Linked DNA regions of Homo sapiens: region 1 is linked to region 2. The links are chromatin loops, found by intact Hi-C in ENCODE. Cell type or tissue: GM12878. All regions are shown on one strand. Links, peaks and the distances in the headings refer to the core of each region. The heading gives the core; the rest is flanking DNA.

Region 1 (4,402 bases), core at 263-4,262, 200 kb after region 2:
TAATGTGTTCTCTTGCCTTTCTATTGGTTATGCAAGGTACTATACATCATTTCAACTTTCTTTTTCTTTACTACTTCTGATAAGCAGCATTGGTTTCTGCCATTTGCAACCAAGAACCTTTACACGGAAAACAAAACTTTTTGGCTGAAGTTTATAGGATTAATTGTTTAAATGGGAAGTTACAATTTATAAAGGGTTTAATATCTAAACATTTGAGATTGCTTTAAACTACTAGCATTCTCATTTAATAATATTAATAATATATTATCAAGTAATAATTTTAAAAAATATTTTCACATAATATAAACTTGTGAGCAACTAAAGATTATAGAGCTTAGACTACATAATACACACAGCTTACTAATTTTTAAAGAAATTTCAAAAACAATAAAACTGTCATCATTCAGACACAAAATTATCTTTTTTCAAATCCATATTCTACCACTTAGTATACTGTGAGCTTGCAATATACAATTTGCCATCTCTCTGTAGTTGTGACTTAGGTATCTTTTAATTGTACCAGTGGGACTCACAGAACCTGGCTTTGAAATTAACAGCTGAAGATAACTCTTTGTAGTTTATCACTCCAAAACTCCCTGACATAATCCTTTTTGCTATAATTTGATTTTTTTCTCAAAAAGAAACTCTTCATTTTATTTCTGTTCATAATCTCACAAAGGATCCATCGCTACCCTCGCACCTGATGCAGACCCCTACCCCATCACCTTAAAAAATGCTGATTTCCTAAAGTTAAAATGAACACTTAGTTTCCAACTATGGCCATTCTCAACCCTGCCCATTTCTCCTCATTTGCCTGTATATTCACCTGCTCTGTGAACTTGACCATCTTTTGGCTCCCTCTCCAAAGGTAGTTCCCCAAGGGCACTTGGCCTGAATTTCTGCTTCATTATTTGGGTTCCATTCTTACTTCCTTGACTTACAACCTTCCTTGACTTACATAACCAGGCAGCTTTCCTATTCTCATTTGCATAGTAAATCTGCATAGCTTCCTGGCCCTACTTCCTTATTCTATCCCACAGCCACTCCAGAACCCACCAAAAACAACTTGCAAGAAACCACTGATTTGAATTTCAAGAGATCAAGTTTCCAAGCTCTGTCCTGCTCTCTGCAGTCCCTGTGTACCTTAGTTCCTGGGTTATTTGAGTAGTGTAAATGTTGACCGAGGCCAAACATTCCACCATTCTGAGGAAGGAAGGGGAACCACGTTCAGAAAGGGACAGGAGAGGAGAGATGGATAAAACCAGAGGTAGGGGCGTATGCACCCTGTAGTCCTAGCTCCTTGGGAGGCAGAGGTAAGATGCCTTGAGCCCAGGAGTTTGAGACACGCCTGGGCAAAACGGTCAGACATTGCTTACCCTGCCCCCAAAAAAGGCAAGGGTGTGATAGTAGGAATTAAGTTGGAGACAAAGGGATGATAGAGGGGCCCCTCTCACCTCAACACAAAACCAAAAGTGAGTCAGGGCTGAAAACCAGCTCCCCTTACAACACAAAGCCCTGCCCTGCCCACCTAGCTGTGGTGGTCCTCTGTTTGGAAACTAGTCCACTGGCTTGGTGAGCAGATCCTTGACTTCCTAAGCTCCAGCTTGGCTGACTCAGCTCTCTCCCTCAGCTCCTGCTCTGTGACTCCAGCACATGGCCCTTGTCCCCCAGGGCCTCCCCCTCTGCCCAGTTCTTCTAGTGGTCCCCTCAGAGCCTCTGGTCTCTGTTCTTTTGCATGTGGTACCCTTGGGTGGTGTCAGGATTGGGGTAGGAGACCAGGCTAGAAGGCTAGGTGGAAGGAGAGGAGGCTACTGTGGTGAGGACAAGGGCATCAAGCCCGTTCCCCTGCCAGGGCTTGTTGAGGCAGGAGAGGCCTGCAAAGGGTATACAAGGCAGAAGGTTAGAGAAGGTCAAAGGTGGGGAGGGGGAGAGGGAGAGGCATTGCCAGTGGCTGTGGTGGCCATGGGAATAGGTGGTGGGGGAATTGGGACATCAAAGTAAAAGTTTTCCATCTGTCCCAGCTCCTACTTCAGGAGGGAGGCCATGGCTTCCAGGTCATGTGGGAGCAGGGAAAATGGAGGGAGCCTAGCTGGGGTCACATGGGGGGCTCTAGAGCCCCCTGTAAAGTCAAGAGCCCAGTTATCTGGTCAGAGAAGTCATCACCTGTCAGGGCCTTCACCCTCCCCTCAGCCTGCTCTCCAGGGCTCCCGTGAGGATCTTACGAGGCCCAAAGGGGTAGAGGAGTAGAGGCCCGGGAGAGCACCTCATGGTCTAAGAGCTCGCCCAGGCCCTGTCCACAGCACCAGGAGTGGCATGGCTGCAGCACAGGCTCTGGGCACCTGTGGCAGTGGAGGAGGCAGCAGCACCATCTGGAGGAGGATCTGGGCATTGCTCAGATGTTGCAGACAGGCACCAAGGCGAAAGTGAAGGCTTCCATGGGGGCCGAGCAAAGGCAGCTGCGGCCTCTGCTGAAGAAAGAGGAAAGCCTGAGAGCCTTGAACATGGATCCTTCTCCTCCCGGCTTCCGGGTGAGAAAAAAGGACACCTGACGATGGGGAATCTTATTTGAGCTTTCCATTTCTGAATTTTGCCCAAATAGTCCATTAATCCTTTCTGCCAAATGTTGACTGTGTCCAGATCGGTATTAAGATTTTCCCAACAAACATCTTGTCCCCACTTCTGCTCATAGGGTACCACTATTTTCCCAGGACATTATGCATAAAACTTATTATAAAACTTTGCTCTCCCTACCCTCCACCTGGCATATAATCAGGGATCAAATTCTGTCAATCCTTCCTTCACAATCTTTCCCAAACTCATTTCCACTTATAAATTCCTTTCCTTTACCACTATCATAGTGTAAAATTAATACTTTATTACCTCTGATGTAGATCGTGGACAACTGTACATAGTTAAATAAATATGAATAGAATATCGACACAAAACATAAAGAGAGCTTGACATCTATCTCACCATGTCCTAAAGGAAATTAGAGAAATATGTGTTCCTATCTGCCTGACAAAAGGAAGACAAGGATAGGATGAAAAGAGGTGGCATTTAAGTCTGAAAAATGAGTATTTCAATTGCTTCTGCGTTTCCAGTTTCTGTTCTCTCCAAGTCATCCTCCAATCTGTGTCCTGGTCAATCTTTGCAACATACTGTTTTAACTTTGCAAAGTAAGCAAAAGGGCTAGAGTGATATTTTCTAGATGGTAAGTTAGGCATTTTTATTTGGGAACAATGCAGTCATTGTTAGAAATAAATAGACATGAGACAGTTATGTTGTGTGAAAAGAATGTCTGTGGCCGAGTGTGTTGGCTCACACCTGTAATCCCATAACTTTGGGAGGCCGAGGCCAGTGGATTGCCAGAGCTCAGGAGTTCCAGACCAGCCTGGGCCATGGTGAAACCCTGTCTCTATAATAAATAAATAAATAAATATTCATTTTAAAAAGGAATAAAAGAAAAGAATGTTTGCCAAGAAATCTAAATATTTGTGCACTAAGCCTGGATAACTGAAATTTCCTGGAGGGAATGTATATGTATAAGTTTTTAGAAAAATGATTAAATGAAGAAATGGTTGCAATGATGTTAAATGATCTAGATTTTTCTAATATGGAGTCAATTTTGGACAAACAGGTGAAATTGATTGTCATCTTCAGTGCCTAGAATTCTATTTGTTGCCATATTTGGTATGCCTTCTCGTACTCAGCCATCCAAAACCTTCACATTCTTCTATAACCCTTTTTCTAAACCTATTTTTGGGTGCTTTGGTCATACTGAGGAGTCAGTTACTGATACCCGCTCAGATTAGTGAAAATCTTCCCAGTAGAATTTATAGGTGAATACATATAAAATCTTTTATTAGTACTATCTTTGTATTCCTAGCAAAGTCCCTGATTTTCATTAAATGAATAGTGAACAAACAAGAATTTAAAAGTAAATGATTAAATTGAAGACATAAAGGAAAAAGAAACAAGGAAGACGAATAGAAAGAAAGACAAACTAAAGGGGAAAATAAGAGAGTTCAACACTGAAATTTCTGGTCCTAACCATTGGGTAAGGAAAGACAGCAGGGAGATACTGATGTCTTCAAATATCTAGTGAAATTATACCACATATGTGGTCATCAATTGTGTTGATGGTTGTCATACATAAGAGTAATATACTACATTATAATGAAGAATGCAGTGAGAAGTCCTATGTTTTCTAGTTCTTTAATATTTTTGTGTAAAGCACCCATATGTGAAATATTATGAAACAAATCATCACCTAAAATTAGATGCCATTATCATTCATGGTGATACATGTATGTGTATTCACCAATGATATATCTGTAAAAAAATACAATTGAAAGCAAATGACTGAATTTAATATCTAGACATTTTGTAACAGTTATAATGC
Region 2 (4,402 bases), core at 76-4,075:
TCTTGTAGCTCTTCTCTTAAAGAAGTGATTCTGAAATGTTTTAGCATTTACTTTATCAGAATAATAAACTCATCAGATGAATGCCCCTGCACCCACTTCATATATAACTGACCACTGCCTAAAGCCATGGACTTCCTAGCAGAAATCTCTCCCTGATGTTCTATCTCCTATCCCAAACCATTTCACAGTTTAGACAGGCAACTGAGGCAACTACACACAGATGTGATATATACCTCAAAAGTTTTGTAAGAAACTTTTATGGAGTTTCAGATGAGGGGAAGGCTTTGTCCTGTTGGAAGAATCTGAGAGTTCCATGCTGGAAATTTCATTTCAATTTGAACCAAGGAATGGACTACACTGGATCTCAATAGGAACAAGCTGGTTGAGCATATTCCAGACAAAGGACTAATGTGATCAAAAGATCAGAGAAAATAAATCTCTGACATGACTGGTGACCAGGTCAATTCATCAAACAGGTGGGTCAAGAAATAATGCCATTTGAAAAAAAAAAAACGTTAGAAAGTTGGTTGGGATTGCATTATAGATACCCCTGCATATCAGATTACATTTTGAAAGATTTTTGCTCTTCATAAAGGAAACTGTGGCAAATATTCAAAGAAATTTGTGATCTTATTAGAGCTGCATTAAGAAGATTAATATGATTAAATTCATAGGATGGAACAAGAAGAGAAACTAGAGGTGGGCAGAGAGAGGCAAAAGCCCAAACTAGGGTGGGGACATTGAGAATGGAAAGGAAGTGACATATTGTGAAAGAAAAAACACAATTTGTGGTTACTTAAATGTACAGAAAAACAGCATAAGCAGATTCTTAATCAACAATTTGCCAATATTTGTTTTACATATTAATAGAGCCGAAGGGTGTTTTCATAGTTTTAGGAGGTGCTTCAAGAGATCTGTGCCATATCCTTCTCTGGAATGTTCACAGTGTTAACACATCAAAGTCTATGAGAACACCTGTGTAAAGATACCAACTTAACTTTATTTCAGCAAGAAATTATCCAATTTATTCCAGTAGATATTGGCATGTCTGTAGTTGTATGTGGAACACCTATTCACAGTCTAAAAACCTAGTATTCTTTAGTACACACTTTCTGGTGCTTAGAGCAATAACAAACATTAGCTGTCAGTTCTGCCTTTTGTTGAGACAGAGCCATACTTTCTTGTCATTTTTATTCCACACATGTCATTGCTTATCAGTGTGTGCTTATTGAGGGGAGGGGTAATTTTGAGCCATAACATAATTTATGTTATTGAATCATCAAATATTTTGAACTAGAAAATGTTCTAATCTAGCATCACTCAGTTAAAACTCTATTTGAAAATATCTTGGAAACATATAACAGAATGAAAACCATAAGAACAAAGACCATAAATCCAGAAAATAAAAATGAATGAAAAGATCAAGATATAATATACAAATGACAGTTAAACTTTTATAATTCCTTAATTTATGAAAAATAATTCAAATACATTTAGTATTTTACAAATGAGCAGGTAAAATAATTATGATTTTTAAAGGCTATATTAAGATATTATTTCTTTATAAGAAATGTAGACATAATACTTATAATTTGTTTCTGCAGTTAATAATTAACATGGGTCTTTTTTTAGATGAAAAATCTTGAACATGTAAAGAAAAGTCTTGACATTATTTATTGTATTAGAATAAAGTACTAGAATTCTCTCATTCCTTATTAAAAAATTAAGCCTATGTTACCATGTTTGTCAATCTCATTTGATTTTCTATTCTTAGGTCTAAAGTTTCTAATAACAATTTAATGCATTTATCAGTAAAACACATGCTTAGAATCCAAATGTATTAAAATTTTTGCTAAAGTAAGCAAAATAGACAAATAATGAAATGTTTTTACTTTGATTTTTAGAAAAAAGGTAAAGAATTTTATTCTCTAAGAGAGCAAAACAAATTATCTTATGGTGACACTAAGACAGAAAAGAGTTTGTTTTCATTTCTGGTATTCTTTGCCAATGTTTGACAGTTGAATTTTTTTTCCAGATGAGAATTGTGCATCAATGTTCAAGTCCCAAGAGACGTTATCAGTCTGAACAGCCCAGTGAACAAGTATTTGTGACTCTCCTTCCAAATGAAATGTTCTACAGAAAGGTGGAAGTGGTAAGAAACCGTTGAAACAGTGGTTAAGAAGGTAGGTCTTTGTGGTACTGATGGGAAATAGTCGTTAGGGGAAAGCTGCTTCACCACACAGGAAACAGAAAAACTCTTGAATGCATCTTGTCCAGCTGTGGCAGAAGAATTTACATAGATAACATTTTAAAACCAGAGAGTTTGTACTCAACTGGTGACCAAGAAACGGAGAGATGAAGGGCTGCAGGCAGAGAGTAGAAGGGAAATATTTTAAAGTTACAAGACTTACAAGCTGTGCATTTTGCAAATCACATAGCTACTTATCTTCTCAGAAAAGATGTTTAAAATAGAGACCTACACTTTATCATATTGAAAACCAAGCAATCTCAATGAAGGTTTTTAAAAAAATGTTTACCAAACCAAAAGAAACTCAAGGAAGCATTTTATAAGCTAACAGAGCTATTATTGAATGCCTTAAAATGGAAATATTTTTATTGTCTAATTATAGATATTGAAAAAGGTAGTAAGTATAAATATTCATAATAAATATTAAAATAGTAACAACAAAGTTTGCCACTTTTTCTCACTTAAGAGGAACTGATTTGGTTTTGTGATTTCACTTAATTATAATGAAAATTCTATAAGCTCAGAACTGCCATCCACATATTATAGATGAGCAAACAGACTCACAAAGATTGAGGCTTTTGACCAAGCTCCTAGGGCTTAGGCTTTGAACTCAGATGTGATGGAGTCTGAAGCTTGTGCTTGTTAAACATTATTGTGCAACTCCCATCATAATAATTTGAACAGTAACAAAAATAAGTACATTCTGTGTTTGGTTCGTTCTCTCTTTTTTTAAGTTATTTTATTCTTCTTCCAGCATGTCATATATATTATTCTCCATATAAGGAAATATAAGAATATATTCATCCTTATATAAAATGTTGGAAATGCTCTCTTGGAAAGGTTTCTTTGTGGCTTCTGGTTTTGTTCATTACTTTGCTTTTAATGATCATTATTATTATTCTTTCACAATATTGTAACATACTACCAGAGTCATTTTATTGTAAACACTTTGAAAAACATACTTCAACAATAATATTGTGGCTATAACTCAAATTCTCACCCACACGGAAAAATTGTGTGTTTTTGCTATAAAATATACGTGGTAAAAAGAAGTGTGAAGTAGAAAATGACAACAAAGTTGCAATAAATTCATTAAAAGCATAATTCATTGGTCTTTCATTCTATTCTATTCATCTAGTGAATTTATCAGATTTTAAGTGGTTTCTTAAAGCACTTAAAGTAATTTCTTCAAGCAATCTAGATACTATTACTGGGGAAAAACATCTCAAAGGCAAACACTCTTAGTATATCAATCGCTAACTTGAGACCATGTCACATAAAATAGTTGATGTGCATATTCTTTACTTCTTTTTGCCTATTTCATGGGATCGCGTTTGCTAGGTACCCAGTCTAGCAAGAAAGCCCAGTTGACATTTCACCTTCTAATCAATATCTAAGCAAACATTTTGAACACTATCTTCTTTCTTCTCCTTCTTTCCCCGGTCTAAGTACTTCAGGCAGGTGCTATCTGATTTGTACGTGTTTTAGCCATCATTATACCTTTCATTTACATGAAGCCTAGTTCATTTCACATCTGAGGCCTCTTCCAGTTCACATAACTCTCCCAATTACTTCTTGAAAATATGAAGAGTCAATCTCTCTTTCCTTTTTTAAAGTACTTAGAAAACTTCTTCATTTCCTAAATGTTTGGGTGTCATGTTCTAATTGAATTTTCATCAGGCTACAAGATAATTTAAAATGCTACTTTACTGATTTTCTATTTAGGTTAAATACTACTTTCTAATAACATATTTCTGTGTGCTTTACAAGCATGCACAATTCATGCATGATGCTTGTTTAGTCTCTCCCAGAGCTAAGGCAGGCCAAAGAATGATTTAGATATATCCTCTGGGAGACAAACTTTTATGTAGCAGGATGGCTATATTGTAAACATTTAAGACTTGTCTGAAACTCTCTACAACGTCCATATTCACATTGTCACACTGTCCTTTAATACAGCTCTTTTGGATTTTTAAATATAGTAGATTCCTAGGATTAAAGCAATTAAAATGGGAGCAACCACTTGTAGGAATCTAGTCCAATCCTCTTATTTTATAGCTAAGGAAAGTAAGACTCAGCACCATAAACGTATTGAAGATTGGCTCAAGGATCAGGTTGTTTTCTGATTTCCAATATTGTGTACTTATTCTAGTA

The links. Peaks named below come from ENCODE experiments on the same cell type or tissue, not always from the same donor. Only the 100,000 strongest peaks of a DNase experiment are listed, where the experiment ranks them.
Region 1: a loop joins it to region 2, with 4 times the contacts of the local background. A loop is called at or near these places in 2 of 110 quality-filtered maps.

Annotation. Positions count from the first base shown.
Region 1 is chr1:199,241,274-199,245,675 of GRCh38, forward strand. All of the region lies in intron 3 of LINC02789 (long intergenic non-protein coding RNA 2789), which reads left to right. Among named protein-coding and RNA genes, the nearest start is that of LINC02789, 95 kb to the left of the region's middle. RefSeq lists enhancers at 2,141-2,240, 2,281-2,390, 2,411-2,500. In GM12878, for the core only: a CTCF peak has its summit at 2,363 (motif pointing left); DNase peaks (open chromatin) are centred at 1,067 and 2,398.
Region 2 is chr1:199,039,521-199,043,922 of GRCh38, forward strand. LINC01221 (long intergenic non-protein coding RNA 1221) reads left to right here. Exons shown (of 3, transcript NR_126351.1): 2 at 2,036-2,152. Among named protein-coding and RNA genes, the nearest start is that of LINC01222, 23 kb to the left of the region's middle. In GM12878, for the core only: no CTCF peak of the experiment used is centred there; a DNase peak (open chromatin) is centred at 2,211.